2 separate regions of the Homo sapiens genome follow, and region 2 is linked to region 1. The links are chromatin loops, found by intact Hi-C in ENCODE. Cell type or tissue: IMR-90. All regions are shown on one strand. Links, peaks and the distances in the headings refer to the core of each region. The heading gives the core; the rest is flanking DNA. Region 1 overlaps LOC105370913 (a long non-coding RNA gene). Region 2 holds the start of HYKK (hydroxylysine kinase).

Evidence for each region. Hi-C counts contacts between places; a loop is a spot of excess contacts. Peaks named below come from ENCODE experiments on the same cell type or tissue, not always from the same donor. Only the 100,000 strongest peaks of a DNase experiment are listed, where the experiment ranks them.
Region 2: it touches region 1 in a loop (2.4-fold over the local background); 2 of 110 quality-filtered maps call a loop at or near these places.

The regions. Positions count from the first base shown.
Region 1 is chr15:78,702,456-78,718,888 of GRCh38, forward strand. LOC105370913 (a long non-coding RNA gene) reads right to left here. Exons shown (of 3, transcript XR_932509.2): 2 at 5,533-5,650. Among named protein-coding and RNA genes, the nearest start is that of CHRNB4, 69 kb to the left of the region's middle. In IMR-90, for the core only: a CTCF peak has its summit at 7,122 (motif pointing left); no DNase peak of the experiment used is centred there; H3K27me3 peaks cover 2,096 bases.
Region 2 is chr15:78,500,912-78,517,344 of GRCh38, forward strand. HYKK (hydroxylysine kinase) reads left to right here and starts at 6,666. Exons shown (of 5, transcript NM_001013619.4): 1 at 6,666-6,760; 2 at 12,173-12,514; 3 at 14,057-14,196. The coding sequence starts at 12,178. It overlaps IREB2 (iron responsive element binding protein 2), which reads left to right. Exons shown (of 22, transcript NM_004136.4): 22 at 1-542. In IMR-90, for the core only: no CTCF peak of the experiment used is centred there; a DNase peak (open chromatin) is centred at 6,490; H3K4me3 peaks cover 1,389 bases.

The DNA of each region.
Region 1 (16,433 bases), core at 3,498-11,497:
CTCAGGGCCCACTGTCAACACTACCTGGCTATCGCCTATGTTCACTCGAGGCCCTGGGGCTCTACAGTCAGCAGGTGGCAAAGCCAGCCAGGCTTGTGTCCTTCCCTTCAGGGCAACGAGTTCCCTCAGGCCCTGGTGGGTCCAGAGATGCTGTCTGGGAGCCAGGGACTAGAGTCAAAAACCTTAGAAATTTACCTGGTGCTTTATTCTATGATGGCTGAGCTGGCACTGAAACCATGAGACAAAGTCCTTGCCATTCTTCCTTCCCCATTCCACAGGAGGAGGAGCCTCACCCTGTGGCCACCTCCACAGGCCCACAGGGAGTGCTGCCAGGCTACTGTCAATGTTCACTTAGGGCCCAAGGGCTCTTCAGTCAGCCTGTGGTGAATGCTTCTAGGCCTGGGACTCACCCTTCAGGGCAGTGGGCTCCCCTCTGGCCCAGGGCAGGTCCAATAGCTTGTCTGGTCCAGGGCTTGTCTAATAGCCAAGGCCTAGAATCAGTAACCACAAGAGCCCATTTGGTGCTCTCTGCCCCATTGTGTCCAGGGAGGTACCTAAGCTGCAAGACAAAGTCCCTTTTACCTTTCCCTCTGCTTTTCTCAAGTAGAAGAAGTCTCTCACCACAGCCACCATAGCTGGGAATATGCTAGGTCTCACCTGAAGCCAGCATGTCTCAGAGCCTTACTCCAGGCCCAAAGCATACCACCTGGGTATCACTGTTGGCTCTGCAGGGCCCAAGGGCTCTTGAGTCAGCAGGTGATGAATCCTGCCAGGACTGGGTTCTTTCCTTCAAGGCAGCAGATTCCCTTTTGGCCCAGGGTGTGTCTAGAAATGTCACTTCAGGAGCTAGGTTCTGGAATGGGGGCCTCTCTACTCTGACTGGTGTTCTATCCTACTGTGGCTGAGCTGGTATCCAAGATGTAAGACAAAGTCCTCTTTACTCTTCCCCCTCCTCTCCTCAAGCAAAAGGAAGAAGTCAGTTTAGTTGTTGCAAGCTGCGCTGCCTGGGGTTGCGGGAGGGGTGGTGCAAGCACTCCCTTGGCTGCCCTGGCTGGTGTCTCTCTAGGTTGTGTGCCACCTGAGTCCACTGGCTCTGAGCCCAGCATGGCATCAGGACTTGACTAGGAGTTGAAGTCCTTATGGTCTAGACTGCCTTTCAAGTGTATTTAGGGCCCCAGGGCATAATAGCCTGCCATGCCAAGGCTTGTCAAAACCCAAGCCTCAAGCCTCCTAACTACTGGGATGGGTGAACCCCTCTGGGTAGGGCTGGTCTAAATGCTCCCTCCATGGGCAGGTGTCACATGAGTTCCACCTGGTTTCACTTTCTGCTGTGACAGGGCAGCACTGAGTTGAAGGCAGAGTCCCACAGTTGCTGCATTCTCCCTCCCCCAGGTGCACAGATTCTCAGCACCACAGCGGCCGCTGCTGGGAGATGGGAGAGGAATGGCCTCGGTGTTTCAAGACTGTCTCTCCTACCCTCTTCAGTGCCTCTTTCAGTGTTATGAAGTTAAACCCAGGTACTGTGAGTCCTCACCTGATATTTGGTTCTTATGATGATGCTTTTTTGGTGTAGACAGTTGTTAAATTTGATTTTCCTGCAAGGAGAATCACTGATGGAGACTGCTATTCAGCCATCTTGCTCTGCCCCTCCTCCCTCACTTAACTTTACCTCCTAAGAGCCCTGTTTCCAAATACAATCACATAGGGGTTAGGGCTCCAAGTGTGAATTTTGGGGAGACACAATTCAGTCTATAGCATTTGGACTTGGGAAGAGGGAGGAAGAGAATATTCAGAGGAAGGTCACAGTGTAAGCAACAGTATGGAGGTGGGAAAGTTCAGCTCATGGATAGGAAAAATTGATCCAAGTTGGCAGGGCCCACAGGGAGATGTGGTGGGGTGGTGAGAGGTGGCCACATCAAAAGAACCTTGAATGCCAGGCTGAGGTGGGAGGCATTTCCTGTCATGTAGAAGGTGCCATGAGGTGGTGGGGAGGGTAACAGGATGAAAGGATATTTGGGAGGATGGATCTGGCATCAGTGATGGGTAGGGGTAAGGAGTGAACAAAGCTGGAGGCCAGGAAACTGGACACATGGCCCAGAGTTCAGGGTTAGGCTCTTCAAAGGCAGTTTCCACACTGAGTTCCCATGTGGATCCAAGCATACAGGGGGTAGATGATTTGGAAAAGCAAAACCATTCTCTTCCCATTACCACACAGTTTCCCAGCTGAGCTCATCACCAGAGTCCTACAAATCAGACAGTCAACCTGCCCCAAACTCTTCCCCTAGAAGCTGTGACCCAGAAGGAGTCCTCATCGAGCTGTAGCCCAGGGACACCGCAGCCTGAGCAGGACTGCACCTGTTCCCCCCCAGGAGCCTCATCTCTGTCTGGCCTGGCTTTGGCTTCAAATGCCCTCAGCTTTGGCTTCAAAAACTGTTGAGTCAGATTCATGAGAGCTCTGGCCTTCTTCAGTTTAGGGATTTTTAAATAGTTTTTTTCAAGCAGGCAGTAGATGAGCTCTGCTTGCTTACCTCTAAGAATTGGCTAGAACTCACAGAAAGCTGTTATACTCATAGTTATGGCTTGATTACATGGAAAGGAGACAGATTAAAATCAGCCAGGGGAAGAAAGGCATAGTGCTGGGTCCAGGAGAGCACCAGGCATGGAGTGTCCATTATCCCTTCCCCATGCAGTCAGAGTGCATTACCCTCCCGGCTTTGCTATGTGCCAATACACATGGAGTATTCTCAGCCAGTGAGGCTCCCTCAAGCCTCAGTGTTCAGGGTTTTTATTGGAACTTCATCAAAGAGGCATGATTGATTGTCCATGTGGCTGCTCTCAGTTTCCAGTCTCCAGTCCTTTTAGGGGTGACCTAAAGCCTGGACTCTAAATCACATAGTCACTTTTCCTGGCTTGGCTAGTTCCCACTATCTTTTTTTTTTTTTCTTTTTTTTTTTTTTTGAGACGGAGTCTCACTCTGTCACCCAGGCTGGAGTGCAGTGGTGCGATCTCGGCTCACTGCAAGCTCTGCCTCCTGGGTTCACGCCATTCTCCTGCCTCAGCCTCCCAAGTAGCTGGGACCACGGGTGCCCACCATGACGCCCAGCTAATTTTTTGTATTTTTAGTAGAGACGAGGTTTCACCATGTTAGCCAGGATGGTCTCGATCTCCTGACCTTGTGATCCGCCCGCCTCAGCCTCCCAAAGTGCTGGGATTACAGGTGTGAGCCACCGCGCCCGGCCCCCACCATCTTATTATTAGACTATCCATCATGACCCAAGATCCCCAGGCAAAGATATTCCTATCAGGCATTACGTGTTGAAGATTACCTCCCAGGAGTCTAGGACAAAAGCCAGACCTTTTTTTGGTCAAGCTTAATTTTTTAACATGTCATCATTCTGTTATCCTTCCTATCTGTTTTATCTTCAAAATAACCCTAATTGATGGGTTATTTTGGTTATCTATAATAAACATAAGAATGTTTATTATAGATGAGATCTCAAAAGGAAGGACACTTGAGCAAAGTTGCACAGTTGATCCTTGACTCATGGTACAAGACTCTTTCCACTACTCTGAGAGCCCTGAGTCCTGAGAAGAAGATGGAAGGAAGGTGGGTATACGTGTGTGTGCACGTGTGTGTGTGTGTAAATGTATTTCTAATGAGTATGTGTGGATATATGTGTGTCTCTGTGTGTGTGTATACATGTGGAGGTCTGTGTGTCTATATGTATGTTTGTGTGTGTGTGTGTGTGTGTACACATGCTCAGGGGGAAGGTTAAAGAGAAAATCAGCAGGGTGCAGTGGTGCACACCTGTAATGCCAGCTACACAAGAGGTAGACAGGGGAGGATCACTTGAGCCTGGGAGTTTGAGAGAGAGAAAATTTCAATAATCTTCTTCTTGCAGTTAGAAGGAAAAACCTGGGGCTGAGCATAAAGAGACATAAAGCACAGCATAAAGAGGCAGAGAAATGTCTAAGGGAGAACAAGTGACCAAGAATTAATTAGTTCATCTATAAAGAAATAGAGCACTTTAGCAGCAGAATAAAACTGGAAGATAATTTCCTCTAGAGCCCTGATAATCTTTGTGAGAAAACTGTTGGTCACATTAATTGCAAAAACTTGCAGGACTCTCTGCAACAGAACTGGCTAGTAAAACCATCTTTATAAAACTCACTATGCTACAAGTGGCATTCAACTCTTTCTCAACCAAGATTTCACAAACCTATCTCCAGCTTCCAGATGGTGAGGGAAAGTGTGATGAGACTTTATGATAAATTGTGCCTGTCTCTGAGCCCATCTCCTCCCGTTGAAGAGGAGGAAAATGAGGATAGCACATTATAACCCTGCCTGACAAAAGTCACAAGATAAGCAAATAATTATTATTAAAACCAGAGAGTCCTATAATTTATTCATGAATCCCACACATTCTATATTAGATCTTCCATTTCAATTTCTTGTATTCTTTGAAGCAAATTTATAAGATTTGAATTATTCAGAAAAGCTCCCAAGCTAATATAAGAAAACACTTTAACCACAGGAAGTATCATGCTACACAATATGGTGTGGTGGTGAAGGGTGCAGGCTCTAAAACCAGAAAACCCAGGTTCAAGTCCTGGCCCTACCACCTTGGGAGAGTTACATGGTCTCTCTGTGCCTCCATTTCCCCATCTAAAATGTGGGGATGACAATAATAGTGTCTATTTCACAGAGTTGTTTTGAGGAAAATAATATATGTAAAGCACTGTGAACAGCAGTCAGTGCTATGTAAGTGTTTGCTCTAGTTATTTTAACATTTTGGATTATAAATATCTACCCTGTTATTCAGATGACAAGCATCCCTAAGCTGATAACATGATGAAGAGCTCTTGTGTTCCTTGATTTTCCCTCAGCTTTGTGAGGAAAAGAATACCACATGAAGAAGAACAACTCAAGCAGGGGTGAGAAGGAAACTTGGCTTAAGTTTGGGGGGCTTGAGTTTATTAGGCTTTTGTCTTCTAAAAATCTCCTAAGCTTCATTGATAAGATGTTTAATATCAATCTAGCTAAAAAGGACCAATATACCCCACAAAACACTGAGTTAGACATAAAAACAGAAGGGTAATAAATGAAATATGGAAAACTACACAACCAGAAAAATAAACAACTACCAGTACCCAAAACATGGCTAAATCTCACAGGATTATGTTGAGTGAAAGAAGCCAGCCACAAACCTGCACATACTGAATGATCCCATTTATATGAAGTTCAAGAACAGGTGAAACTAATCCATGGTGACAGAGGTCAGGATCCTGGTTAACTTTGCAGGGACAGCAACTAAGAAGGCGCAAGAGGGAGCCCTCTGTGCTGATGGGAACATTCTGTATCTTGAGCTGAGTGGCGGTCACATGAGTGTGCACATATGTAAATAGTAAGGAGTTGTAGCTTAAGGTATATGCACCTCGCTGTATGTAAGATACTGTCTTAGTCCATGTGTGCTGCTGTAACAAAATATCTGAGACTGGGTAATGTGTAAAGAACAAAAATGTATTTCTCACAGTTCTGGTGGGTGGGAAGTCCAAGATCAAAGCGCCAGCAGGTTTGTAGTCTAGTGAGGGCTGCTCTCTGCTTCCAAGATGGCACCTTGAATGCTGAGTCCTCCAGAGGTGAGAAACGCTGTGTCCCAGCATGGTGGAAAGAACAGAAAAGCAAAAGAAGAAAACTGAGCTAGGTCGCTCCCTCAAGCCCTTTCATAAGGTCGCTAATCCCATTCATGAGGGGGCTCCTCCCTCACGATTTAGTCATCTCCTAAAGACACCACCCCTTAATACTATCACATGGGGGTTTAAGTTCCAACATGAATTTTGGAGGAGACACAAACATTCCAACCATAGCAAATATACTTTACTAAAAAGAAAAAAAAAGGAAAATCTTGTCTCTAAACATGATATTTTAAGTGTTTATATATTTACAGCCCAATTTTCTGCTTGCTTACATAGATATTTGTGACCATGAGTGTCATTCTTAGCTGAGAAAATGTTCAGTAAATTTAAAAAAGCCTCACATTATCTATTAATATCTTACTCAGATAAGATCAAATTTCTAACCTAGATTTTAGGTTAAGATAGAAACCCATGGTCATTTGCTGCAATGTGAGAATGACACAGAGAGATATTAATTAGCAGAATTCCACTATAAAACTAAATTTAAGGGCACAGTTCTCTACTAATGACTCCTCCAGACAAATCAATTACTTGGATATCAATGAATCAACTAAAAATGGAAGTGAGAACAGTTTGAGTCCTTTTTGCAATGGATGGATGTTTACGAGACTATTAAGTGAAGACGGTTCAGAAACAAGGAGATAAATGGCATGCTAATTTGGGGTTGAATGGAGTAATGGGGTGATCTTGGAAATATAAGAATCCTGCTTAATGGGGCTTGTCTGCTTGTAATTTGATAAACTAATATATGTAAATTCAATGAGATAAAGGACATGAGCACTCAGAACAAAATTACAGGAATAAATTTAGCAAAGAGGCACCAAAGTTGAGATAAGGGTCACTGTTCCACGTCTGACATCTTTAATTCTTGAGTCATGGGGATGGTAAGCCAGAGAACAGAGTCTTCTGACTGGAAGCTAAAACCAGCCTTTGGGGTGGGTTCAGAGACACTGTTCAGACTCAAGATGCGAAAGCAGATGTTGCCCTGTTGAAAATATCCCAATTGCAAGGGCATTTTCAAAGACAGTGGTGCTTGGGGGAAAGAGAATGCTGTGTGTTTAAAAAGAAAATAAATTAAAAGAAAGAATGGAAACAAGGAAGAAAAAGTGACCGGAGGGTAGGGTTGCAATATGTTCTGGTTTGCAAGGTACAGCTAAGGTTATGTCTGTTGTGCCGGTGCAATTATAATAGTGTCCCTTTCACTCTCCGAAGAATTTGGATGATAAAGCATATGATCACCCTACCAAAGAGAGGAAATGAGCCAGACGACCCATGTGTCTATTTCAAACAGTGTGGACTGATCCGCAGCCCTGTGCCACTGCCCAGATGAGCGGTGTGCACAACCTCTGCCTTGCCCTACCCCGCCCTGCTCGGGTCTCCAGGAAGGCTGGAGCGGAACCCTCGGCTCCCGCGCTGCTCTGGTGCCACCTGCAGGTTATATGCGGGAACTGCTTCTCTCCACCCTACTACCCTCCACCCAGCCTCCCGACCCCGACCCTGGATAGCCTTGGACTTGGCCAAAAGACATTCAGAGCACACGAAGCCCTGGCTGGGGAGTGGGCTGGACCCTGCAATGAAGCCCGCGTTACAGAATCAGACGAGCCCAGCTTAAACCAACAAGGCCAAGCTCCTCCTCTTCCTACCCACTCCTGTCCTGTCTCATTTTGTAGACGGGAAACTGAAGCCTAATTCAGATTTTTCGTTGGTAGGATTGTGAAGCATACAGCTGGAGCCTCCCAGGTGCCATTCCCCACATCTGTCTTTCCGCTACCACTTTAGGATAGTGAGGAAGCAAGAGAGCTTAAGCTTACTAAGCTCCTACTGTGTACTGGGCACAGAGTGGACACTTTTCTCTCCAGCCTCGCAATTGATGGGAAAGAGGTGATTATACAACTAGGAGACAGGATCAGAGTGGGCTAGCGATGTGCTTACAGTCTCTCAGCTGAAACTGGAACCCAGGGGTCTTTGACTGTAAAGCTAGTGCTCGTTTTGGGTCTCCAGCTTGAGCAATAGTTGCAAAATGCAAAGAGCACCTGAAAATCTAATATCAATCCATATAAGACTGTATTGTAAACAGAAACATGGAGTGTCTTTGTGGGGGTGATGGCAAGGTGGGGAGATTATCTCAATTCTATGTAACCTGGGAACTCTTGGAGGAAAATGAAGCATGACTGAGTGCAATTTGTCTGATAAACAAAATCTGTCAGGACGTGGGACCTTATTGGTCCTGGGTAGTGAAGGTAAGAAATCATGGTGCTGGACCTTTCTTAAAGTGCTTATAAAATCACTCAGGGCCTCAGTGCCTCCACCTTCTCCATGACCCCAGGCAGTTTCCCCATCTGTCTTCATCCTACTGCCTGGCACACTATCCATCAAACTGCTTTTGGGGTTATGTCTCAATAAAACAAAAATCATGGTGGGAGTCATTTACACCCTAGTGAGAGTCATCTAAGATTCCCTTTTCTTCTCAGACCTTTTAGCTGAAGTTGGTTATGAGAGAGGATGGGGAGGGGGAAAAGGGTTGGGGCGAGCACTCTTGGAGCTTGCACTGTTTCTTGCCGGTGCCCAGGCACAATGCGAATATGTCAGTCTAAATGGAGAGCTCCATGCATGTTCCTCTCTAATCCGTTTGTCACCAATACCAGTTCCCAAGGCAGAGCCCCAGGAGGGCTGGACTGAAGGACCTGGAGGTAATAGAAAACAACTTGGCTTTGGGTTTCAGGTCAAGCTGTGCCATGACTTGCTGTGTAACATCAGACAAGTCAGTTCACCACTCTGCACTTCAGTGACCTCATCTGTAAAAGGCTGGTCTGGACTAGATTAATGATTTTCTTTAGGTTTTGCAATTGTTTTGTTGTTGTTGTTTTGTTTTGTTTTGTTTTGAAACGGAGTCTCACTCTGTTGCTCAGGCTGAAGTGCAGTGGCACGATCTCAGCTCACTGCAACCTCTGCCTCCTGGGTTCAAGTGATTCTCCTGCCTCAGCCTCCCAAGTAGCTGGGATTACAGGTGTGTGCCACCACACCTAGCTAATTTTTGTATTTTTAGTAGAGATGTGGTTTCACTACATTGGCCAGGCTCATCTCCAACTCCCAACCTCAGGTGATCCACCTGCCTCGGCCTCCCAAAGTGTTGGGATTACAGGCGTGAGCCACCGCACCTGGCCTGCAATTGTTTTTTGTTTTAACATTATATTCAATTCTTCCTCCATCTTTATTAAAGTATAATTGATAAATAAAAATTGTGTATGTTTACAGTGTTCAATGTGATGTTTTGATATGTGCATACATTATGAAATGATTAAATCAAGTTAACATTTTCATCACCTCACATACTTTTATTATTATTTTTGTGGTAAGAATATTTAAGATCTATTTGCTTAGAGTAGTGTTTACTAGAGGTGAGGAAGGGTAAGGGAGAGGGGGTAGCCAAAGGTTGGCTAACAGGTTAAGAGATACAAGAGTACATGGCTGGTGGCTAACGCCTATAATCCTACCCCTTTAGGAGGCTGAGGTGGGAGGATCACTTGAAACCAGGAATTTGAGACCAGCCTGGGCAACATAGGGGGATCCCATCACTATAAAAAATTTAGAAATTAGCCAGGCATGTTGGTGCATGCCTGCGGTCCCAGCTACTCTGGAAGCTGAGGTGGGAGGATCACTTGGGCCCAAGAGGTCAAGGCTGCAGTGAGCTGTGATTGCACCACTTCACTCCAGCCTAGGGGGCAGAGTGAGACCCTGTCTGAAAAAGCAAAAGACAAACAAACAAACAAACAAAAAACCCCAGCTAGATAGGAGGAATAGTTCTAGTGTTTTTTTGCACTATAGGGTGATGATAATTGATGACAATTTATTATATATTTTCGAATAGCTAGAAGAGTGCATTTTGAATACTCCCAGAACAAAGAAAGGATAAATGTTTGAGGTGGTGGAGATGCTAATCGCCCTGATTTAATTATTACATATTGTATACATGTATAAAAATATTATACTGTACCCCACAAATACGTACAATTATTGTGTCAATTAATAATAATAAAAGCAAAAAATCTTCTTTTAGCAATTTTCAAGTATATATTATTATTAACTATAGTCATTCTGTACAACAGATCTCCAGAACTTATAACATTATATTTAATTTCAATCAAAGCGCTAGATACACAGAGTTAAGAACAAAATGGGGCTGGGTGCGGTGGCTCACCCAGTGGATTACGCCTGTAATCCCAGCACTTTGGGTGGATCACGAGGTCAGGAGATCGAAACCATCCTGGCTAACATGGTGAAACCCCACCTCTACTAAAAGTACAAAAAAAAAATTAGCTAGGCCTGGTGGTGTTCGCCTGTAGTCCCAGCTACTCCGGAGGCTGAGGCAGGAGAATTGCTTGAACCTGGGAGGCGGAAGTTGCAGTGAGCCAAGATCATGCCACTGCACTCCAGCCTAAGTGCCAGAATGAGACTTTGTCTCAAAATAAATAAATAAGTAAATAAAAATAAAATTTTAAAAAGGAACAAAATGGTATCTGGAGCAAGAAATCCTCAGTACAAAAAAAAAAGGAAGAAGAAAAAAGAACAAAATGGTAATAATAGGCTTATATCAAAAAGCATTTCCTATGCCCTTTCTTTTCTTGCCTTTGTGTTGGGAGAAAGGCTGAGTGCTGGGAGAGAAGCCGAGGTGGGCTTGGAACATGTCCGGGGTCCGGGGTCCGGGGTCTAAAACCTCTCATGGCCTTTGGAATGTGTCTAGACTTGCTGGCTCCTTGCTTCTAGCACTCCCATTATCTCAAGTAGCCATATGTTTCAAAGAAAATGCTACACCATCACAGCTGTAGCTTATATGCTTGATATGTCACTTCCTTTCAACCCCCACATCCTCACCACCTGCTTCTTTTTTTGATCACCAATAAATAGTGTGGGCTCCCAGAGCTCAGGGCCTTCACAGCCTCTATACTAGTGTTGGCCCCCTGGTCCCACTTTCTCTCTCAACTTGTCTTTCCTCATTCCTTTGACTCCACCGGACTTTGTAGCCCCCACGTCCTGGTGTTGAGTCTGATCACCCCAACACCTTTGTATCCTAATTCCCAGAGGCCGTCACTTTAAATTCATTTTGCTACTTCCTCTGGTATTTGCATCATATTTCTAAAGAATGTTTACGTTGCTATTTCTTGATTTGTTTTCTTCAGTATCTGTCTACTTCCTGGAATAGCACAGTATAGGGCTTACCTCCCTTATGAGGTCTTAACAGTTTCCTTGCCTCCATTCTACCAATTTCACTGGATCAAAATCTTGTGAAATCAAAAGCATTTACATTCTTGTAGATATCTAAATTTTGTTTCCTAAGCCAAGTCCTGCACTGAAATTGTTTCATTTCTTCCTTTTTTTCCCCCTGGAGTTAATAATTGCTTCAAATTTTTTCCCTTCGTTTGCTTATATGTTTTTGTACCTATTAACTACCTTTCTTTCAGTTACTCCAACTGATCTATGAAATGCCTGGTAATAATTATCTAAAACTAAGATACACGAGCTACTCTATCAGCCCTGTTATTTTCCTGGAGGCTTCCCTCTCTCCCTTGCCCTCCATCCTTATGCTCCAAACTGGACTCAGCTCTCAGCCTGTGGCATGGCTGGCATTCTGACATGTCTCTGCACCATTGTGTGAATTTCCTGCTGCCTCTTCTGTGTGCATCTCCTGTTCCCTTGCCCCAGATCTTCTTTTTCCCTGGTTCACTGTCTCATTATGTTGCAGTACATCTTCCAGTGGCTTCCTGAAAAGCAGTGAATGGAAGCCAAGCTTTCTTACCTTCACATATTTTAGAATGTCATTGTTCTACCCCAACTCCTGATTAACAGTTTGGCTGGATATAATGCTCTAATTTGAAAGTAACTTCTCACATTGGGAAATACTGCTCTATTATTTTCTAGTTCCCAGTGTTGTTGGTAAGAAGTCAGTATCGTGCAGAATCTTGGCTCTTTACATGTGACCTGTCTTTTCTCTCTGGAAGATATTAGGATTTTCTATCTTTGGATTTCTCAATGATGTGCCTTGTTGTAGGTCTTTCCTCATTCACTTTGCTAGTCACTTGGTAGACTCTTTTGAATTAGAAAATTTTGTGCTTCTATTGCGGGAAGCCACGAGCAGGTTTGAGTGAGCTGGGTAATCACATTCTTTTCTTCCAAGGACAGAGGTATCAAGGCCCTGGGAACCTTATAAGTGGATGGGGAGAAAGGGGGCCTGAGGTGAATCCAACAAAGCTGCAGCATCCTCTGAGCTCATGTCCCAAGGCTAGGCTCTGCCTGAGGACAGGAGACATGGGTGAGACCCACTTCCTGCCCAGTCTCATAGTGGGGCTCAGGACACACATGGTCCAGGAGGTTCCCAGCCCCAGCTACATTTACATGCACCTACCTGCATGCAGCAATCAGTGAGCCACAGGACAACTTAGGGGAAGGGGCAGCTCCAGAGAGCAGGATAGGAGGGAGGTAAATGATTATGGGTGGGGAGTGGCCTTGTGAGGAAGGGGCAAAGTCAGGGCTCTGTGTGTGTGTGTGTGTGTGTGTGTGTGTGTGTGTGTTGTGTTGTGTATTGGGGGAAATGGGGAGAATATTTTGTCTGCCCCCTTTTCTGGCCACTGCACCCCTTTTTTCATGAATAGTTTTTCTTCCCATCATGGACTGAGTGTCTCTGTCTCCTCCAAATTCATATGTTGAAGCCCTAACCCTCTGCATGGCTGTATTTGCAGATGAGGCCTCTCAGGAAGTCATTAAGTTTGAATGAGGTCCTAAGGGTGGGGCCCTGATTCAGTAGGATTAGTGTCCTTATAAGACAAGACACCAGAGGGTGCACTCACTCTCTCTCTGCACAAATACAAAGAAGAGGTCACATGAGTGCACAATATGGCAGCCACCTACAGGCCAAGAGAAGAGGCCTCAGAATGAAACCTACCTTGCTGGCACTTTGGTCTTGGATTTCCCAGCCTCCAGAACCGTGACAAATAAATGTTTGCAGTTTAAGCCACCCATCTGTGGTATTTTGGCATGGCACCCTGAACTGACTAATACATCTCCCGGCCCTGCTTCAACCACATGACACTAGAGGGCTTGGCAGTTTTAGCGTCCCAGCTACCCAGCCAACCCAGACCAGACCAAGCAGAAACTTTCTTCTGGAATTTTTTTGTTTGTTTTTTTGAGACGGAGTCTCACACTGTCGCCCAGGCTGGAGTGCAATGGCACAATCTCAGCTCACTGCAACCTCCGCCTCCTGGGTTCAACTGATTCTCCTGCCTCAGCCTCCCGAGTACCTGGGATTACAGGCATCTGCCACCACGCCCGGCTATTTTTTGTATTTTTAGTAAAGACAAGGTTTCAACATGTTGGATAGGCTAGTCTGGAACTAGTGACCTCAGGTGATCCACCCGCCTTTGCTTCCCAAAGTGCTGGGATTACAGTCATGAGTCACCACACCGACCTATTTAAGCTGATTCTTTAAGGGTGAGTAGAAATTTTTTCCAGGTGAATAAAACCTTGAGATATTCCAAGCAGAGACCAGCAGGTGCAAAGACACAGGGATATACAGATGTTGAAATTTACCAACCACTGCTAGATTAGAAAAAACAAAAAGGAAACAATCAAAATAAAAATTTAAAATTAAAAATCACCTAAAAAAAAAACTAGGAATGGGCTTGGCCAGAGGTCACATTGCAATTGAGTTAACTATGACCATAGACACTCAGTAATGGATGGAAGTTTTAGGGAAAAACATAACATTCTCAGGTTGTTGCAGAGTATCTAGAACAATTTAGAAATACAGGCATTGAATTCTGGGAATAGTTACACTGTAGTGAAATCATGTCCTTCTCTGCATATGAAGCATATATGTGTCACACTGTTCAAAGTGCTGAAAATCAGACTCTTCTCAAGGAGCTCATGAGCAATCAAGGGAGATGGATGGGGGAGCAACTGATTATCATGTGACAAGTGAGGTAATAGAGATATGACTAAGATGCTATCAAAACAAGAATAAAGGAATTATTCATAATATATGGAGTGCTGGGGAAAGATTTCTCAAATGAAGCCAGCTGGGCGTGATGTCTCACACTTGTAATACCCACACTTTGAGGGGTGGAAGTGGGAGGATCCAGGAGGATCTAGGAGTTCAAGACCAGCCTGGTCGACAGAGCAAGGCCCTGCCTGACTCTATATTTGAAAAAAAAAAATTTTTTTTAAATAAAGTGATATTTGAGCACTCTGGAGCACCATACAAATATAGGACAGACAAGGAATGTATCCAGCTTAATTTGGGTTAACATTTTTTTGAAATTTTATATTGCAAAAATAGTACATATTCACTGTTGTGAAATTAGGAAAAATTGATAGGCAAGGAGGGAGGTCTACAAAGCTCTCCATAGATCCACTGTACTGAGACAATGCTTAATGCTTTGATGGATTTATTGTATACTTTCTATGCATATGCATGTAATGTATACATACATGTGCATGGTTAAATAGACATGGTTCTCCTTGGTGTTCTGTTTATCCATGTATTGTTATGAAGTAAATCCCCAAAAAGTACATTTGCTTTGCCCAAGGGAGTCTTTTGCTACATACTGCTGTACATAAGGAAAACTAAAAAACTGGCTAACTTTTCAGCCTTGTGACCTTGTGGTGATTCAGATAGAGGCTTCATCAAAGGCAGATTCAGAAATGAACTTGGTGTGTGTGGGTGGTTATGCTTGGCATTATTGTTTGTAGTAGTATGATAGGGATGACTTCAGTGTCCACCAACAGGGAACTGGTTAAGTCAACTGTGGTACATCCAAACGATGAATACTGTGCGGTTGTAAAGAAGAATGACAAAGACCTCTGAACTCATGTGGAAGAACTTGGATATATTGTGTGTGTTTTTTAAAGGAACAAGGAATGCTATAGTATGTATGGTATGCTACTTTTTGTGTTGAGAGAGAAGAGTAGAATAAGAACATACATTTGTATTTGCAAAGATAAATTCTGAAATGATATATAAGAAACCAATTAAAAGTGTTGGCTGTGGAAGGAGAATAAGACTGTGAATGGGATTTTGCCACATACTTTTATAGATAGTTATATTTAAATTTTTTCTGAACTATGTATTTGTACACATGACCCTTTTAAAAATAAGCAAATGAACGAATGAAGTAGGATTATGCGAAAGAAATAAGAAAAAAGGATCTAAGGGGCTGCCCAACTTTTTAGTACCCAGTGAATATTAATATATAACAATAGCAGCAAAAATTGGAAGAGTAGCCCCAGGAGGGTAGGGAGTCAGCCATTCCTTTGTCTTTTCCTAAATTTCATATATTTTTAAAAAGTACTCTGAGAACAATAAAATAATTTGAAACAAATATGTCTCCAGATCTCTTAAAATAAAAGGAGGATAGGGCAGCTTTATGTAGTGCACTTCCCAAAAATTGACTGATTTACCTCAAGAGGCAGGGATTCTAGCATACATGGGATACATACAGGAGAAAAAAATAAGAAAAAGAAAAGAGATTTACATATAAATAAATGAAAATAACACTTCTTCCTGATTATAAAGGAAATCGCATTCTTTTTGTAATAATTTGGATGACTGATATTAAGAAAAATCTTTAATTTGCCACTCAAAACATTCTGGTTTGTTGCTTTTTATACTTTTTTTATGCATATAAACCTTTTAAAAACTAGAATCGTAATATATAGTCTTCTGTCACTTACTATATTTTGGGCATATTTCTGTGGCAGTAAATATATCCTGGCATCATTTTTAATAGCTGGATGTATATTAAGTTAATCATTGCTATTCCAGAGGTGAATTTTCTTATATATACATTTTAATGGTCTCAAGCAAGCATTTTTGGACTAAATTCATAGAAGTAGAATTTCTGGAGGAAAATAATTTTTAGGGTTTTTAATAGAAATTTTCAAATTATTCTCCAGGAAAAGTGACTCAGGTTATACTCCCACCAACAAGGACAGAGCTCTAGGTTCCCCTTTCCATTTGTCATCTTTGCTGCCTTTATACAGAAAATCTCATTGTTTTCATCACATTTCTTTGGTTTCTAGTGCTTTTGAATTTTTTTATACGCCTATTGGTCATTTTTATTCTTGTGAGAAGTGCCTGTTTCTCCATTGCCCATTTTCTGTTGAAAATCATTTGTTTTTTTCTCAGTAATTTTAAAGATTTCTTTAAAGACTAAGGATACAAACCTTTTATCTGTCACTGAGGTTACAAAAACTTTCTCCCAGTAAGTAGTTTGTCATTTCACTTGATTTCCTTTCTCGCTTTCTTTTTTCTTTTCTTTTTTTCCTTTCCTTTCCTTTCCTTTGCTTTCCTTTCCTTTCCTTTTGCTAGCCAAGCTCCAAAGTCACATTTCACTTAATTTTCATCCTGCCAAATTTGAAAACATTTTAACTTAGTGATTTTAGTGTAAACAGGAGCAGGAGAGAGTGTATTTAAGTCTTGTTCTGTCACCCAGGCTGGAGTATAGTGCCATAATCATAGCTACTGCAGGCTTAAACTCCTGGGCTCAAGCAATTTTCCCACCTCAGCATGCCAAATAGCTAGGACTACAAGTGTGTACCACCATGCCCAGCTAATTTTTAAATTTTTTTTGTGGAGATGTGAATTCGCTATGCTAACCAGCCTGGTCTTGAACTCCTGACTTCAAGTAATCCTCCCACCTTGGCTTGCCAAAGTGCTGGGATTACAGGTGTGAACTACTGCTCCC
Region 2 (16,433 bases), core at 2,563-10,562, 200 kb before region 1:
AGCTAGGACCTAAATCAGAATCATAGTTGCCTGCATATATGGTAACAAGGTCGTGTGCATTTGCTTTCACAGTGATGAGTGAGAGGATGAGAAGAAATTATTTGACATTTTTCTGTGGTTGAATAGAAGACACCTTTCTTTTGTCTTTAGGTTTAGGAGGAGATACTAAGATACTGGATGTTTATCCTATCTTAGTTTGGTTGGAGTAATAAGAGAGAAGAAGAGGGTGGACTTTGGCTTTTCAGTGTTTTTTCCCCTAAAGAGTGATATTGCTGACGTTTCTATCAATTTTACACATAATATGTGGCTATGAAACCATATATCTCACTTAAGTAACAAAGTAATCACTTTGTCTATCACTAAGTAATAGACAAAAATCATTGTCTATTATTTAAAGCCAACAAAACAGTGTAACAGTTTTAAGTTCAATAATGTTAAGTATTGTATAGAAATATATTGGAGGCAAAGTTCAGTTGATGACAATTGTGTATATGTTACTGATGCTGTAAATTATTTTTAATAAAGAAAATTGTATTATCACATTTGATTCTTGTTCTGTTTTGTAGTAGTTGAAAATAAAACAACATGATGTAAAAAATATGCTGCCATCCGGCTGGGCACGGTGGCTCACGCCTGTAATCCCAGCACTTTGGGAGGCCGAGGCAGGCGGATCACGAGGTCAGGAGATCGAGACCATCCTGGCCAACACAGTGAAACCCTGTCTGTACTAAAAATACAAAAAAATTAGCCGGACATGATGGCGGGCGCCTGTAGTCCCAGCTACTTGGGAGGCTGAGGCAGGAGGATAGCATAAACCCGGGAGGCAGAGTTTGCAGTGAGCAGAGTTCACGCCACTGCACTCCAGCCTGGGCGAAACAGTGAGACTCTGTCTCAAAAAAAAAAAAAAAAAGCAAAAATGAAATGTCCCGCCATCCAGATGCCATCCAGGAGCAGCTGAGGATGCCTGCTCCCTGTGCTGCCCGTTCATTAGTGTTCATGAAACAAGTCATCGGAAGCTGGGAGCCAGGATCCCAGGTGTATTTGTTTGTTCTCGCATTGGTATAAAGAAATGCCTGAGACTGGGTAATTTATTTTAAAAAGAGGTTTAATTGGCTCATGGTTCTGCAGGATGTACAGGAAGCATGATGCTGGCATCTGCTTGGCTTCTGGGGAGGCCTCAGGAAACTTACAATCAAGGTGGAAGATTAAGTGGGAGCAAGCACTTCACGTGGCCAGAGCAGGAGGAACAGAGAGACAGGGGAGGTGCCACACACTTTTAAACAACTAGATCTCAGGAGAACTCACTATTGGGACAACACCAAGGGGGATGGTGTTAAACCATAAGAAACCACCCCCATAATCCAGTCACCTCCCACCAGGCCCCACCTCCAACACTGGGGATTACAATCCGACATGAGATTTGGGCGGGGACACTCATCCAAAAAGACGTATCCTTTCTTCCCACTATTATTAGCAACCTAAAAGAGTAAGGTTTATTTCTTAGAATTCAGTAATCATAAACCATAATTGGCACTTTATTAGAATTTTCTAAGGATTCCAATTTAGTATTCTAAGAAGTTTGCATTACCTAAAGGCTAATACCAACATAGGCACAAGCTGATAGTTTGAATATGCAGTCTAGGAGGAAACTTAAGAGCTTCATCAGTGTAGCATTTAGTTGGTTTACAGTTTTCACTTGATGCTAATTTTGCTTTTTAATTACAAAGTAGCTTCAGATTTACCATTTTGATTTGATGTATGTTGTAAACCTGTGTTCTGTACTTGAAAAATGCATTTATTGCAAAAGCAGATGCATATGTAATTCTCACAAAATTTGCTGGTATAATGACAAGTGTGGCCAGGCGAGGTGGTTCACACTTTGGGAGGCCAAGGCAGGAGGCAGGAGGATCACTTGAAGTCAGGAATTTGACCCCACCCTGGGCAACATAGCAAGACCCTGTTTCTTAAAAAATAATAATAATTAGTTTGGTGTGGTGCTGTGCACCTGTAGTCCCAGCTAGTTGGGAGGCTGAGGCAGGAGGATCGCTTGAGCCTAGGTTGAGGCTGCAGTGAGCTATGATTTATGCCACTGCACTCCAGCCTGGGTGACAGCAAGACCCTGTCTTTTAAATAAGTGTGTTGTCACTGTGAATTTTGTGTTTATGTGGTGTTAGTACTGAATTTTAAGCATTTTTTTCAGTATTTCCCTATCAATATCTATATGATCTGTGGCAGGGTCCCTTTTTATTACCAATATTGGTAATTTGTGTTTTCTTTTTTTTCCTTGATTAGTCTTTCTAAAGGGTTAGAAATTGAGTTAATTTTTTAAAGAGCCAATTTTTTACATTATTTTCTCCATTGTTTTCTGGTTTTTTGTTTGGTTTTGGTTTTGGATTTTTTTTTTTTTTTTTTCTTTTTGAGACGGAATCTGGCTCTGTTGCCCAGGCTGGAGTGCAATGGTGCGATCTCGGCTCACTGCAACCTCCACCTCCCGGGTTCAAGTGATTCTCCTGCCTCAGCCTCCCGAGTAGCTGTGATTACAGGCATGCGCCACCATGTCTGGCTAATTTGTTTTGTATTTTTAGTAGAGACGGGGTTTCACCATGTTGGCCAGGGTGGTCTCAAACTCCTGACCTTGTGATCCGCCCACCGGGGCCTCCCAAAGTGCTGGGATTACAGGCATGAGCCACCGTGCCCGGTTTGTTTTGTTTTATTGGTTTCTGCTCTGAAGTATTTCCTTTCTGTTACTTATTTAATTTCCTCCTTTCCCCCAGCTTTGTAACACTTTTCCTCCAATGTAAATGTAAATATTTAAATTTTCCTCTAAGTGCTGCTTTAGCTGTAGCCCACCGTGGAAACTAAAGCCAATTTTGAGCATTTTAAACAACTTGTAATATATAAAGGAAGTATCATAAAACTGCTGGGATATTGTTTTATGAGACATTGTTTTATAATGTAAAATCATGTCCATAATCTCACTGCAAATTGTTCATTTTGTTTCACTCCAGTTTTGTTTTTTTTTTTTTTTTATCGCTGAGCTCTTTTTTAAAAAAATTATAAAAATAGAGGTGGGGGTCTCACTGTGTTGCCCAGGCTGGTCTTGAACGCCTGGCCTCAATCAGTCCTCCCACCTCAGCCTCCCAGACTGCTGGGATTACAGGCATGAGCCACCATGACCAGCCACTGAGCTATGTTTGAGAGCAACTACTTAAAAGTGCTCCAGTAGCCAACTGAAGAAACGTTAATACAATGACATGACATTTTTCCCCCCTAGAAACGGGTCTCACTATGTGGCCCAGGCTGACCTCGAACTCCTGGGCTCAAGCACTTTTCCTGCCCAAGCCTCCTGGAGTAGCTGGGACTATAGACATGCAACACCATGCCCCGCTTAAAATGACATATCTGGCCGGACACGGTGGCTCACACCTGTAATCCCAGCACTTTGGGATGCCAAGGCGGGCGGATCACGAGGTCAGTTCGAGACCAGCCTGGCCAACATAGTGAAACCCCGTGTCTACTAAAAATACAAAAATTAGCTGGGTATGGTGGCATGTGCCTGTAGTCCCAGCTACTCGGGAGGCTGAGGCGGGAGAATCGCTTGAACCCAGGAGGCGGTGGTTGCAGTGAGCTGAGACCGCACTGTTGTACTCCAGGCTGGGCGACAGAGCAAGACTCTGTCTCAAGAAAAAAAAAAAAAATGACAACGCATCTTGTCTTACATTGGTGGAACTTTTTAAAATGTTGTAAATGTTGTAAATGTTTAAAATCCAATGTTGGTATTATTGAGAGGAAAACATGATTTGACAACATGTATTAAGAGGCTTAGACCGGGTGCAGTGGCTCACGCCCCTAATCCCAACATTTTGCCAGGCTGAGGTGGGAGGATTGCTTAACCCAGGAGTTCAAGACCAGCCTGGGAAACATGGCGAAACCCGTCTCTACAAAAAATTAGCCGGACGTGGTGATGCGCACCTGTAGTCCCAGCTACTCGGGAGGCTGAGGTGGGTGGATCCCTTGACCCCAGGAGGCGGAGGTTGCAGTGGGCTGAGATCACGCCACTGCACTCCCGAGTGACAGAGTGAGACCCTGTCTCAAAAAATAAAAAGGCCTTAAAAGTGTTTATTCTCTTATACCTAGTAATATGATGCTGAGCAGTTTTAAACACATAAAGTGCACGAAAGATTTATGTATGAGGATATTATTATTTTTTTTTTTTTTTGAGACGGAGTCTCGCTCCGTCGCCCAGGATGGAGTGCAATGGCGCGATCTCGGCTCACTGTAAGCTCCGCCTCCTGGGTTCACACCATTCTGCTTCAGCCTCCCGAGTAGCTGGGACTCTAGGTGCCCGCCACCATGCCCGGCTAATTTTTTTGTATTCTTAGTACAGACGGGGTTTCACCGTGTTAGCCAGGATGGTCTCGATCTCCTGACCTTGTGATCCGCCTGCCTCGGCCTCCCAAAGTGCTGGGATTACAGGCGTGAGCCACCGCGCCCGGCCGAGGATATTCTTTAAAACAAGGAAATGGTCACTTAAAGTGAAAAAGGCAATTTACAAAGTACATTTTTTTTTTTCTTTTTTGAGACAGTATTGCTCTGTCATGCAGGCTGGAGTGCAGTGGTGCGATCTCGGCTCACTGCAAACTCCATCTCCCAGGTTCAAGCGATTCTCCTACCTCAGCCTCCTAGGAGCTGGGATTACAGGCGCTAGCCACCACGCACGGCTAATTTTTGTCTTTTTAGTAGAGATGGGGTTTCACCATGTTATCCAGGCGGGTCTCAAACTCCTGAACTCAAGTAAGCCACCTCCATCGGCCTCCCCAAATGCTCGGATTACAGGCGTGAGCCACCACACCCTACCAAATACTATATTTCAGAAGAATTCAGGGAGTGGAAATGCACATACCAAAGAGGGCAGTTGTGGATCCAATAGCCCTGCCTCCAATTCTCACAATTTCCAGATTCAATCTTAATTCCCATTCCCTCATCCCAAGAGAAGTAGAGAAAGACCAGTAGAGCTGGAATAATGACAGGTGGAAATAACTCAGAAGCCACTCAAGGCAAAAAGCATGCAGAGGGGCCTAAGGGAGCCAATAGGATTCCAATTCTGGTTACAGAAAAATCCAAGTCAAAATCACTCTTTGACAATCTAAAGGAATGAGATATTAATTATGTTCCCCTGGGGTTGTGAAAAACAGCCCTGCCTTTTGGAGATTAGAAGTGAAGCAGGTAAGAACCATATCTAAAGCAGGAGAAGAAGCTTCCCTCAGTAGGTGGTTGATAGGGGTCTGGGAATCATCCAAGTTAATCAGGGTGACTATAGATAATCCGAGTGTGTTATATCCTGACAGAAAACAAAGGGTGGATGTGCATTGGCAAAAACAAAATAAGAAACCAATTTGCAGGCATGAGTGGACCAGTACCCAGGACTCTCTTCCAGTAGCCTACAGTAGATAGAGGGCTCTGACTTATCGGAGAAGTCCTGCTTGGCTGGAGAAGGGCATCAAGCTGTTTATCAGCGCCTCATGCCCTTAACAGTTAAGACCATCCAACTAACCTGGCTGTTACTCCATGAATCTCGTGCAGCTTTCTGAAAATCATGGGGTCTCTGCGGACTTTCCTGCAGAAAGAGAGCCCACTGATTCCACTACCTAGATAAAGGCGTGGTGGTGGGCCCCTGTAATCCCAACTACTCGGTGTAAGAATTAAAGAAAGAGGAAAGAAACACGAAAAGTGGCTTGGTGGTCATAAGAGGTTTATTTTAGAGAAAACCTGAGAGGGGCGTCTGGCCAAGTTAGGTCAGAGGCACACTCTCTTACAGACTAAGTAAGTTTTTAAGGATTCGGAGTGGGAGAGTTTATCAGAGGCTTGGACTGCTTCTGTGTCTCTTTGTTGTGCTTATCTCGGAGGGAGAGTTGTGTGTCTGTTCCCATACATCTTTCTGCAGCTGCAGACATACCCCCTGAGTCTAATTTTTGTATTTTTAGTAGAGAGGGGTTTCACCATGTTGGCCAGGCTGGTCTCGAACTCCTGACCTCAGGTGATCCTCCCGCCTCGGTCTCCCAAATTTCTGGGATTACAGGCGTGAGCCATCTGCGCCCTGCCTAAACTGTTCGGGTTCTAACATTCCAGCATCCTCCTGCGGAACGCAGCCAGGCCTTACTCAGGCCTTCCAATCAGGACCCTTACAGTTCCTGGGGCTGGGATTGCGAGTCTCTCTGGGGCCACGCTTTCTAAGCGTATCACTTCCAGGATACGTGCCTCCAACAGAAGGAATGAAGGCTAGGAAACAAAAACGTGGATGCGGGTGAGGAGCTGTCAGTGTTACCGCCACGACAACGTGGACCCTGCGAAACTCGGAGGTGCCACTCAAGAGCCGAAAGCCTGCCCACTCGGGGTGGGGCGGCAACCCGGAGAGCCAATCAGGAATAAGGAGTCCGGTTCATGAAAAGGTAGCCGGATTCTGACTGGGATACTCACTGTGAGAAGGCTGGGCGGAGTTGCAGAAAGTCAACAGAAGCCGAATCTCTGAATTTCTGTTCGCAGCCTCCTAGGCGGGGCCGGGAAAAAAATCCAGTAGTCTGCGCTGACTGGGCGGCGAGGGACCGGGAGGAGCCAATCAGAAGTCAGGACTCGCGGGGCTTGGAGGAGGGGCGCGGGCGCTGCGGCCCCTGCTCTACCTCCTAGCGCCGGTGCGCGGCCGAGGCCGCACTACCTGTCTGCGGGAAAGCGGGATCCACCCCAGGACGTCGGGTCGCTGCCGGTGAGCCAAGGAGGGGGAAGCAGAGACGAGCCCTGCGTCCCCGCTGCGGGAGTCGGGGTCGCCCCCGAGGGCAGGGAGGCTCGCTGCAAGTGTGGAGCCGGGAGTCCTATGCCTCAGGCTCCTCCAGCCCGCGCTATCCTCAGCTCGCTGCGTGCGTGATGGGCAAGTCACCCTTCTTCCCGGACCTCACCTGTAACCTAGGAGGGCTGAGCTGGGCCCCCAGAATGAAAGCGTGGCACCCGAGAAGCTGTCGAGGCCAGCCCTCCCGGGTCTGTGTGGGGTCGCTGGCCGAGGGCTGTGCCGGCGCCTGGCCGGTGTCTACTGGGAGCAGTCTCTGAGCTCCGCTGAACCTCACTTACTCATGCGCCCTCCTCCTCTCTTTTCCTGCCTCTTGGTTCAGCAGCCCCTCTGCAGCCCGCTCACCCACCACTTTTTCCCCTTCACCCACCAGGAAGACCCTTAAAAGCACCTAGTAATGCACTGTTGTCTTTGAAAAACTGCAGATGCTAGATTCCCCACCTTTCTGTTTCATGATCCCCTTGGGGTTGAACTGCCCCGTGAGTCTGTGGAATGAAGGTCACCCTTGGTTCACCATTTAATATTAAATAAGGGACTAGCCTAGGGGCTGAGAATACAGAGATTGACTGGGTATAATCCCTTGGAAGGACGCAGCAAAAGGGAATGTAGGAGAAGAAAGGTAGAGTTGGAAGACATGCTAAGGTAGAATTTACTAGACTTTGTTACACGTTGGGAGTGAGGGACAGGAAAGAATCAAGAATGACTCCTGTTTCTTGTCTGGTATACTTTGCACAAAGTACAGAGCTTAAGTTCCAGCCCCCTCCCGGCTGCAGGACAAAGGTGGTGAGATTCTGACGCAGATCTTGGAGTTGGAAATCACACTTGCTTCCTGCGGGCTTTTTCAGGAGCTAAATACTGTTGGCCGGATATATAGACCAACAGCCTATAGTACCTGAATTCCTCCTCTCCCTTTCAATGAAGTAGGAAAAAAAGTTAATAATTTTTAAAAATGTGTGAGTGGGCAACATAGCGAGACACTGTCTCTAAAAAAATAAAAATAATAAAATCAAAAAGACAGCCATGATGGCTTGCACCTGTAATCCCAGCACTTTGGGAGACCAAGGTAGGAGGATTGCTTGAGCCCAGAAGTTCGAGACCAGCCTGGGCAACATAGTGGGACCCTCTCTCTCCAAAAAAAAAAAAAAAAAAAAGGCCAGGCATGGTGGCACCTGCCTGCAGTCCCAGCTATTTGGGAAGCTCAGGTGGGAGGATCCCTTGAGCCCAGGAGTTGGAAGCTGCAGTAAGCAGTGATTGTGCCACTGTACTCCAGACTGGGTGACAGAGACCTTGTCTCAAAAACAAAAAAAAAAAAATTCCCCTCCATACAAAGGAGACATTTGGTTAAGACAGACATGTCTGATAAACATATTTTTTTCTTTGTTTTTATTTACTCTCAAGAGTTGACTTGATCTGTGCCATTAGTTCTATGATATGGAGCGCTTATATAAAGAAAAAAGGCGAACTTAAAGAACTTTAGTGGCATGGAATACTAGAGCTAGAGGAGACTTTTAGTAATAATCTAATCCAACTCTGTTTTAGAGGAGACATGACTAGTCCAGAGTTTCAGAGGTTAGGTAGCAGAACTGGGACTAAAATATGTCCTATTTCTCCCAGCACAGCCTTTTATTACATCAGTCTATTTGGATGGCCAGAGCTAACAACCTTGCTTTACATGGCTATGGAAAACAGCGCTCTCCTAAGAGGAGCTTAACAAGTCAAAGATTGTATGGGAACATCTGGAATAGAAAGGAGATTGGCCTTCACCAGTTGCCTCTAAGGTTCCTTACAACTTTAAGAACTTATCATTCATTTCAAATTCAGAATTGTTCTGACATCGTTAACGCTTTGGGAGTTGAAAATGACTCCAGGATTTCATCTTGGAGTTAATGCTTCAGTCCATATTGCATTTTGAATACTTACCTTATACCAGTTTACATATCTCCAGAAAGAATGTTAAAATTCCTTGTAAAGTTTTAAGCCTAAATACAGTGTGACAGGATATGTTGGTTCCCAGAAGTTTCAAGTGCAAAGATTGTTTTGAAACTCCATTTAGGCTTTGTCACAGTACCTTCAGTGAACAAAATCTGAACGGCTTAACTTGCTTCTGAAAGCAAATGCCTGGTTAGAAAGTAAACAGGAAACATGATTGTCAAGAAGGCATTAACTTGCAGTAACAGGTGATGGAAACCGATCAGTGGCACAAGCTATGCAAGTTAAGAGGCTGGAGCAATCACTTTGGGTAGGAGGATCAGGGAAGGCCATGGCAGGGGCTAGGGGGTGGTTAGCGTTTGAGGGTTACCTCTCCCTTATTTTCTCTTCTCTTTTTTTTTCTTTCTTTCTTTTCTTTCTTTCTCTCTCTCTCTTTCTTCTTTCTTTTCTTTCTTTCTTTCTTTCTTCTTTCTCTTGCTCTCTCTTCTCTCTTTTCTTTCTTTTCTTTACTTTTCTTTCTTTTTGATGGAATTTTGGTCTTTCGCCCAGGTTGGAGTGAAGTGACGCAGTCTCATCTCACTGCAACCTCCACCCCTCTGGGTTCCAGTGATTCTCCTGCCGCAGCCTCCTGAGTAGCTGGAATTATAGGCGCCGGCCACCATGCCCGGCTAATTTTTTTTTTATTTTTATTTTTATTTTTAGTAGAGATGGGGTTTCGCCATGTTGGCCAGGCTGGTCTCAAACTCCTGACCTCAGGTGATCCACCCACCTCAGCCTCCCAAAGTGGTGGGATTACAGGCGTGAACCACTGTCTTTACCTACCCTTATTTTAACTTGAGTCATCAGGCCATAGTCCTAGGACTGAGGCAGGGAGGGGGTCATATAGGAGATTTCTGGTATATCTCCCTGAATGTTATCCCCTTTCCCTCACTGGAGTTAGGTGGGTTTTTGCTATGATACAGCCAAATAAATTAGGCATTAACAGGCATATGGTCTGATTTTTAGAGTTCCAAGAAAGTCCTAAGATCCACCTCCTCTGTCCTAGCCAATTTCTCAGAAGCGCTCTTTCTTTTTTAGAGGTAAATTTTACATTCAGTGATATTCACAGATCTTACTAGTTTACTTAGGTTTTAAGTTAAGTTTTGACAAATGTAAGCCATGTCGCCAAAGCCTAATCAAGATGTAGAACACTTGCCTCTCAGAAAGTTCTCTCATGCCCCTTCCCTGTCAGAAGCAATACATCTTCCACTTTCCACAAAAGCTAACTCTTCATGAGATTCTTTTTTTTTTTTTTTTTTTTTTTTTTAAATAGAGAAGCGGGTCTCATTATGTTGCCCAGACTAGTCTCGAACTCCTAGCCTTGAGTGTTCTCCCACCTTGGCTTCCCAAAGTGCTGGCTGGGATTACAGGTATGAGCCACTGTGCCCAGCCCATAAGATTATTTTTATATAGTACTGTATCCCCTGAACAGCAATCAAAACATACCCTAAAATGCAGCTCACCCTCACGATGTTATCAATTATTTACAACTTAGTATGAAAGAAGGATTAGAATAAAACTATTTTGGGAAAACAGCATGAGATTCTAACGACCTTAAATATTTGGTTCCTGAAGCATGTTCAGAAGACCTACATTGTCTTTCATATGTAGCTGGATGCTCAGAAAATATACCAGGTGTGGGTAGCAGAGGGTGGAATTACCAAGAGAAAGAAAACAGTCTCCTCCCCCGCCCATGTATCCAAATCATACTTAAAAATTCAAGGCCCAGCGTGGTGGCTCATGCCTGTAATCCCAGCACTTTGGGATTACAAAGCAGAGGCAGGCAGATCACTTAAGCCCAGAAATTCAAGACCAGCCTGGCCAACATGGTGAAAGCCTGTCTCTGCAAAAAATACAAAAAATTAGCCTGATATGGTGGCTTCTGTAGTCCCAGCCACCTAGGAGGCTGAGGTTCAGGATCATTGAGCCTGGTGGTTGAGGCTGCAGTGAGTTGTAGTCATGCTATTGCACTCCAGCCTGGGCGACAGAGCAAGACCCTGTCTGAAAAAAATAAAAAAAAAAAAATCAATTCAGGCCAGGTCCAGTGGCTCACACCTGTAATCCCAGCACTTTGGGAGGCGTAAGTGGGAGGATCGCTTGAGACCAGGAGTTTGAGACCAACCTGGGCAACAAAGTGAGACCCCCATCTCTATCTTTAAAGATAAAAATTCAAATCTATCTTCTCAAGAATGTCTTCCCTTAGGCTGTAGTAATTTCTCTCCCTCTCAGCTTCTGTCACAGTTTTGGCAGATATTAATTTCATAGGTCACAAACTCAAATGTAACTTTATTTTTTGTAATTGACCTTAATTTTAATTTTAAGCCCCTATTCCTCTCAGCAGTGGAAAACATATTCTTTACAATTTAAGGTAAACTCAGTCACTTCAGTGTTGATTCAGTCATTTCAGGTTAATACGTATAGTTAATACAGGGTTTTCTTTGGTTCTCTGGCCTTATCTCCTCCAGTGACTCACACAATACTTAGCTCATCAGTCTACATTTTTCTATTTGAAATATGTGTAATAAATTAGATGATCTTATAATTTAACCAAACTGTTACTATAAAAGATCACTGTATTTGAATTTATTGTTTAACCTAAGACGGTAGGAATATAGTCAAAAGGACATAATCATGGATTAGAAGTCTGGAGAGCTGAATTCTTTTTTTCTTTTTTTTCTTTTTCTTTTTTTTTTTTTTTTTTTGAGATGGAGTCTCGCCCTGTTGCCCAGGCTAGAGTGTAGTGGTGCGATCTTGGCTCACTGCAGCCTCGACCTCCCATGTTCAAGTGATTCTCCTGCCTCAGCCTCCCGAGTAGTTGGGATTACAGGCGCCCACCACCACGCCCAGCCAATTTTTGTATTATCAGTAGAGACAGGGTTTCACCATGTTGGCCAGGCTGGTCTCAAACTCCTGACCTCAGGTGATCTGCCTGCCTCAGCCTCCCAAAGTGCTGGGATTACAGGCTCGAGCCACCACGTCCAGCCCCAGAGCTGAATTCTTACTGTGACTTAATATGTAACTTTGGGCAAGTCACTTAACCTCTCAGGACCAAAATTTCCCCTATAAAATTAATGGGGGAGGAGGAGGGAATGGACGAAGTGATACCAAGGTGCTTTCCTAGTCTGTGTTTGGGAGGTAAGTTTAAAAATAATTTGTCCTATAAGAATTTGTATGCAGTTGTCAAATCATCTACTTCTTGATCTTATTCACTGATTTGATTTTCTTTTTAACTTTATGAGTAAAACTTAACAATCAAAAGAAGTACAGAATCAACAGAAACATTACTGGTCTGTCTTGAGAAAAATCATTTAAATAAATATATTCATCCTGTGTCCCCTTTCTGTTTGTTGCTTTTTGTTCCCCTAGACATAATGTCAAGTGGAAACTATCAGCAGTCAGAGGCTCTTAGCAAACCCACTTTCAGTGAGGAACAAGCCTCTGCGTTAGTGGAGTCAGTGTTTGGGTTGAAAGTTTCCAAGGTCCGGCCACTTCCTAGCTATGATGACCAAAACTTTCATGTCTACGTTTCAAAAACCAAAGATGGCCCAACTGAATATGTCCTCAAAATAAGCAACACCAAGGCTAGCAAAAATCCAGACCTGATTGAAGTGCAGAATCACATCATCATGTTTCTGAAAGCCGCTGGATTTCCAACAGCCTCTGTGTGTCACACTAAAGGAGACAACACAGCTTCTCTCGTGTCTGTAGGTAAGAGATGACCAATTCGCCGATCCATTACCTATCCAGACACATCACTGCATTTTGGCCACAAGTAGAACTATGAAGAGCAGGTTCATAATTCCAAGTGTAGATGTGGTTGTTATTATTTTTTAGCACCTCAATAGTACACCCTTAGAGGTGGTTGTGTTTTCGGTGCTGGGAGAAGCTACAGCGTCATCAAAGTGGTGATTGGTCCTCTGATTGAGTAGTGGTTAGAGCCCAATGTGGTATAAGTTTTCTGTTTAGAAAGGCCCTGACAGATAGTAACTAAGGGGACTTGTGGAAATCAGGGGAATATTTTTTGTTTGTTTCGTATTTTTTGTTTGTTTTGTTGGTGGTTTTGGGATTTTTTATTTGTTTGTTTGTTTTTTGAGACAGGGGTCTCACTCTATCACCCAGACTGGAGTACAGTGGCGCAGTCACAGCTCACTGCAGCCTTGACCTCCTGGGCTCAGGTGATCCTCCCACTTCAGCCTGCTGAGTAGCTGGGACTACAGGCATGCATCACCACGCCCAGCTAATTTTGTAGTGTTCTGTAGAGGCAGGGTTTCGCCATGTTGCCCAGGCTGGTCTTGAACTCCTGGCCTCAAGTGATCTGCCTTCATTGGCTTCCCAAAGTGCTGGGATTACAGGCATGAGTCACCATGCCTGGCCTGTTTTTTTGTTTTTTTTTTTAACCAGAAAAATAATAAAACATTTTTATTATTTAGAGAAGCTATAAATTCTGGTGTTGTGGTATAGTAGAAAGAATATAATACTGGAAATCAGGAAATCAGGAATTTTAGATTTTAGCTTTGTCATTACTGTATATGTGACCTTGGACACATAGACCACTTAAATCCCTAAGGCCGCCAGTCCTCATCTGTGAGACAGCCCTTTTCACCTCTAAATACTAAAATGCTGAGAATGGACCTAATTCAGCTCTTTAAGCAACAGGCTAAAACCAATTTCTTGAAATTTTTTTAAAGGTTCGAAATCTTGATTGTCTTTTTCTCTCTTAATTGTTCACCATTCTTTCTTAATTTGCATTGCTCCAAATACGTGAGGCCCATTGTGGTCCCTGAGACACAGTTATTGTCCTGTGTTGCAAACACAGGCTGTCCCACAAGAAGCCTGATTCTGGAAGTCATTTATTTGTACCTCACTCCCCTCAATTGTGAACTTATGAAAGAGTATGTGTTTTTGCTTTCATTTACCACAGTAAGTAATTTCTGTGTAGAGCTAAGGCCAGCAGAGTTAGGGCTATAATTTTGTTGGTATGTAAATGGCCAGTTCCAATGTTGTTAAGGTTTGTATATTCTACCTTCTTGCTTCATCCACTCAACTCTGCTTCATAGAATCCTGCCGAGCTGTTTTAGGTTAGCACATTTTTGTTGTTGTTCTGTAATTTCTGTTCTTTTCAGTAATACTTGCAGAGGCAGAATAGCTTCTAATTCTGTTATATCTAAATACCTCTCTCTCTCTCTCTCTCTATATATATATATATATATAAATAATTTAGTCAAAGGATATTTTATTCCATCCATTTAGATAGTGGCTCTGAAATCAAAAGCTACTTGGTGAGGCTGCTGACTTACCTCCCAGGAAGACCCATCGCTGAGCTTCCCGTCAGCCCCCAGCTATTGTATGAAATTGGAAAACTAGCTGCCAAATTGGATAAGACACTGCAGGTAAGATTTGGGGCTTTATTTTATTCTAAGGGATGTTTGTTTGCTTGTTATTTTATTTTTAAAATAAAGTATGGATCAGATTCTCTTTTTATGTATGGTGCTACCTAAGGTATGTTATGAAGGGAATGGAGTCCTAGAGTGCATACATTTTATGACAGTAAGGCTAACTTCTACCTAACTCTTACTGGTGTAGGCCAGGTGTTGTGGCCCACGCCTGTAATCCCAGCGCTTTGGGAGGCTGAGGCAGAGGAATCTAACTTGAGACCAGGAATTTGAGACCAGCCTGGCCAACATAGTGAAACCCCATCTCTTCTAAAAAACACAAAAATTTAGGGCATGGTGGCGTGTGCCTGTAGTCTCAGCTACTTGGAAGACTGAGGCAGGAGAATCGCTTGAGCCAGGAGGTGGAGGTTGCAGTGAGCCGAGATCACACCACTATACTCCAGTCTGGGTGACAGAGTGACACTGTCTCCAAAGAAATTTTTTTTTTTTTTTTTTTGAGACAGAATCTCGCTCTGTCGTCCAGGCTGGAGTGCAGTGGCACGATCTTGGCTCACTGCAAGCTCTGCCTCCCAGATTCACGCCATTCTTCTGCCTCAGCCTCCCAAGTAGCTGGGACTACAGGTGCCCACCACCACGCCCGGCTAATTTTTTGTATTTTTAGTAGAGACGAGGTTTCACTGTGTTAGCCAGGATGGTCTCGATCTCCTGACCTCGTGATCCACCCGCCTCGGCCTCCCAAAGTGCTGGGATTACAGGCGTGAGCCACTGTGGCCAGCCCAAAAATTTTTTTTAAATTAAAAAATAAATAAATCTTACTGGTGTGTTGGAAAGATTACCTAAATTTTTAGAAATTCATGATATTCTTCATGCTGCTCACTGAAAACAGTCAATATTCACAAATAGAAACCTGAAGATTTCATCCAGTCACAGTATAATCAACTGGAGCCCCATATAAAGCAATAGCTAGGTTGCAAATGGATTAATAATGTATGTTAAGGATGTTTTTGCCCTATAGAAACAATATAATGTATGACAGGTACCTTTTAGACCCACCCATAAAACATCTTCATTTATTCAATATTGACTGAGTACCTTTTATGTTATTTAAAAAAAATCACAGGACAAAGGAAATATATTTACTATTTATTAAGTGGAAATGGATCATCATAAAGGTCTTCATTGTCATCCTCATTTTGAGTGGGCTGAGGAGGAGGAAGAAGAGAAGGGTTGGTCTTTTTTTTTTTTTTTTTTTTGAGACAGGGTCTCACTCTGTCTCCTAGGCTGGAGTGCAGTGGTACAGTCACAGCTTAATGCAGCCTCGAATTCCCAGGCTCAAGCAATCCTCCCACCTCAGCCTCCTGGGTAGCTGGGACTACAGGCGTGTGCCACCACACCCATCTAATTTATTTTTGTATTTTTTGTAGAGATGGGGTTTCACCATGTTGCCCAGGCTGGTCTCAAACTCCTGAGCTCAAGCAGTCTTCCCGCCTCTGCCTCCCAAAGTGCTGGGATGACAGGCATGAGCTACCCCATGCCTAGCCAGGGGATTGGTCTTTGTATTAGGCCATTCTTGCACTGCTATAAAGAAATACCTGAGACTAGGTAATTTATACAGAAAAGAGGTTTAGGCCAGGTGTGGTGACTCACGCCTATAATTCCTGCATTTTGGGAGGCCAAAGCAGGAGGATCACTCTAAGGCCAGGAGTTTGGGACCAGCCTAGGCAACATGGTGAAACCCTGTCTCTACTAAAAATACAAAAAATTACCCTGGCATGGTGGTGCATGCTTGTAGTCCCAGCTACTTGGGAGGCTGAGGTGGGAGGATCACCTGAGCCCAGGAGGTTGAGGCTGCAGTGAGTTATCGCACCACTGCACTCCAGCTTGGGTGACAGAGCAAGACCTTGTCTCAAAAAAAAAGAAAAAAGAAAGAAAGAAAGACATTGCTCCACTTCTTGCTTGCATCAGGTCCTTTTCTTTTCTTTCTTTCTTTCTTTCTTTCTTTTTTTTTTTTTTTTTTTCGAGACAGAGTTTCTGTCTGTTGCCCAGGCTGGAGTGCAACGCTGTGACCTCTGCCTCCCGGGCTCATTGCATTATTTCTGACAGGAAATCTGCCATCAGATCGTCCCTCTGAATGTAATGTGTCTTTTGTATGTGTGTGGCTGCTTTTAAGACTTTCTCTTGAGGCCAGGCAAGGTGGCTCACACCTGTAATCCCAGCACTTTGGGAGGCTGAGG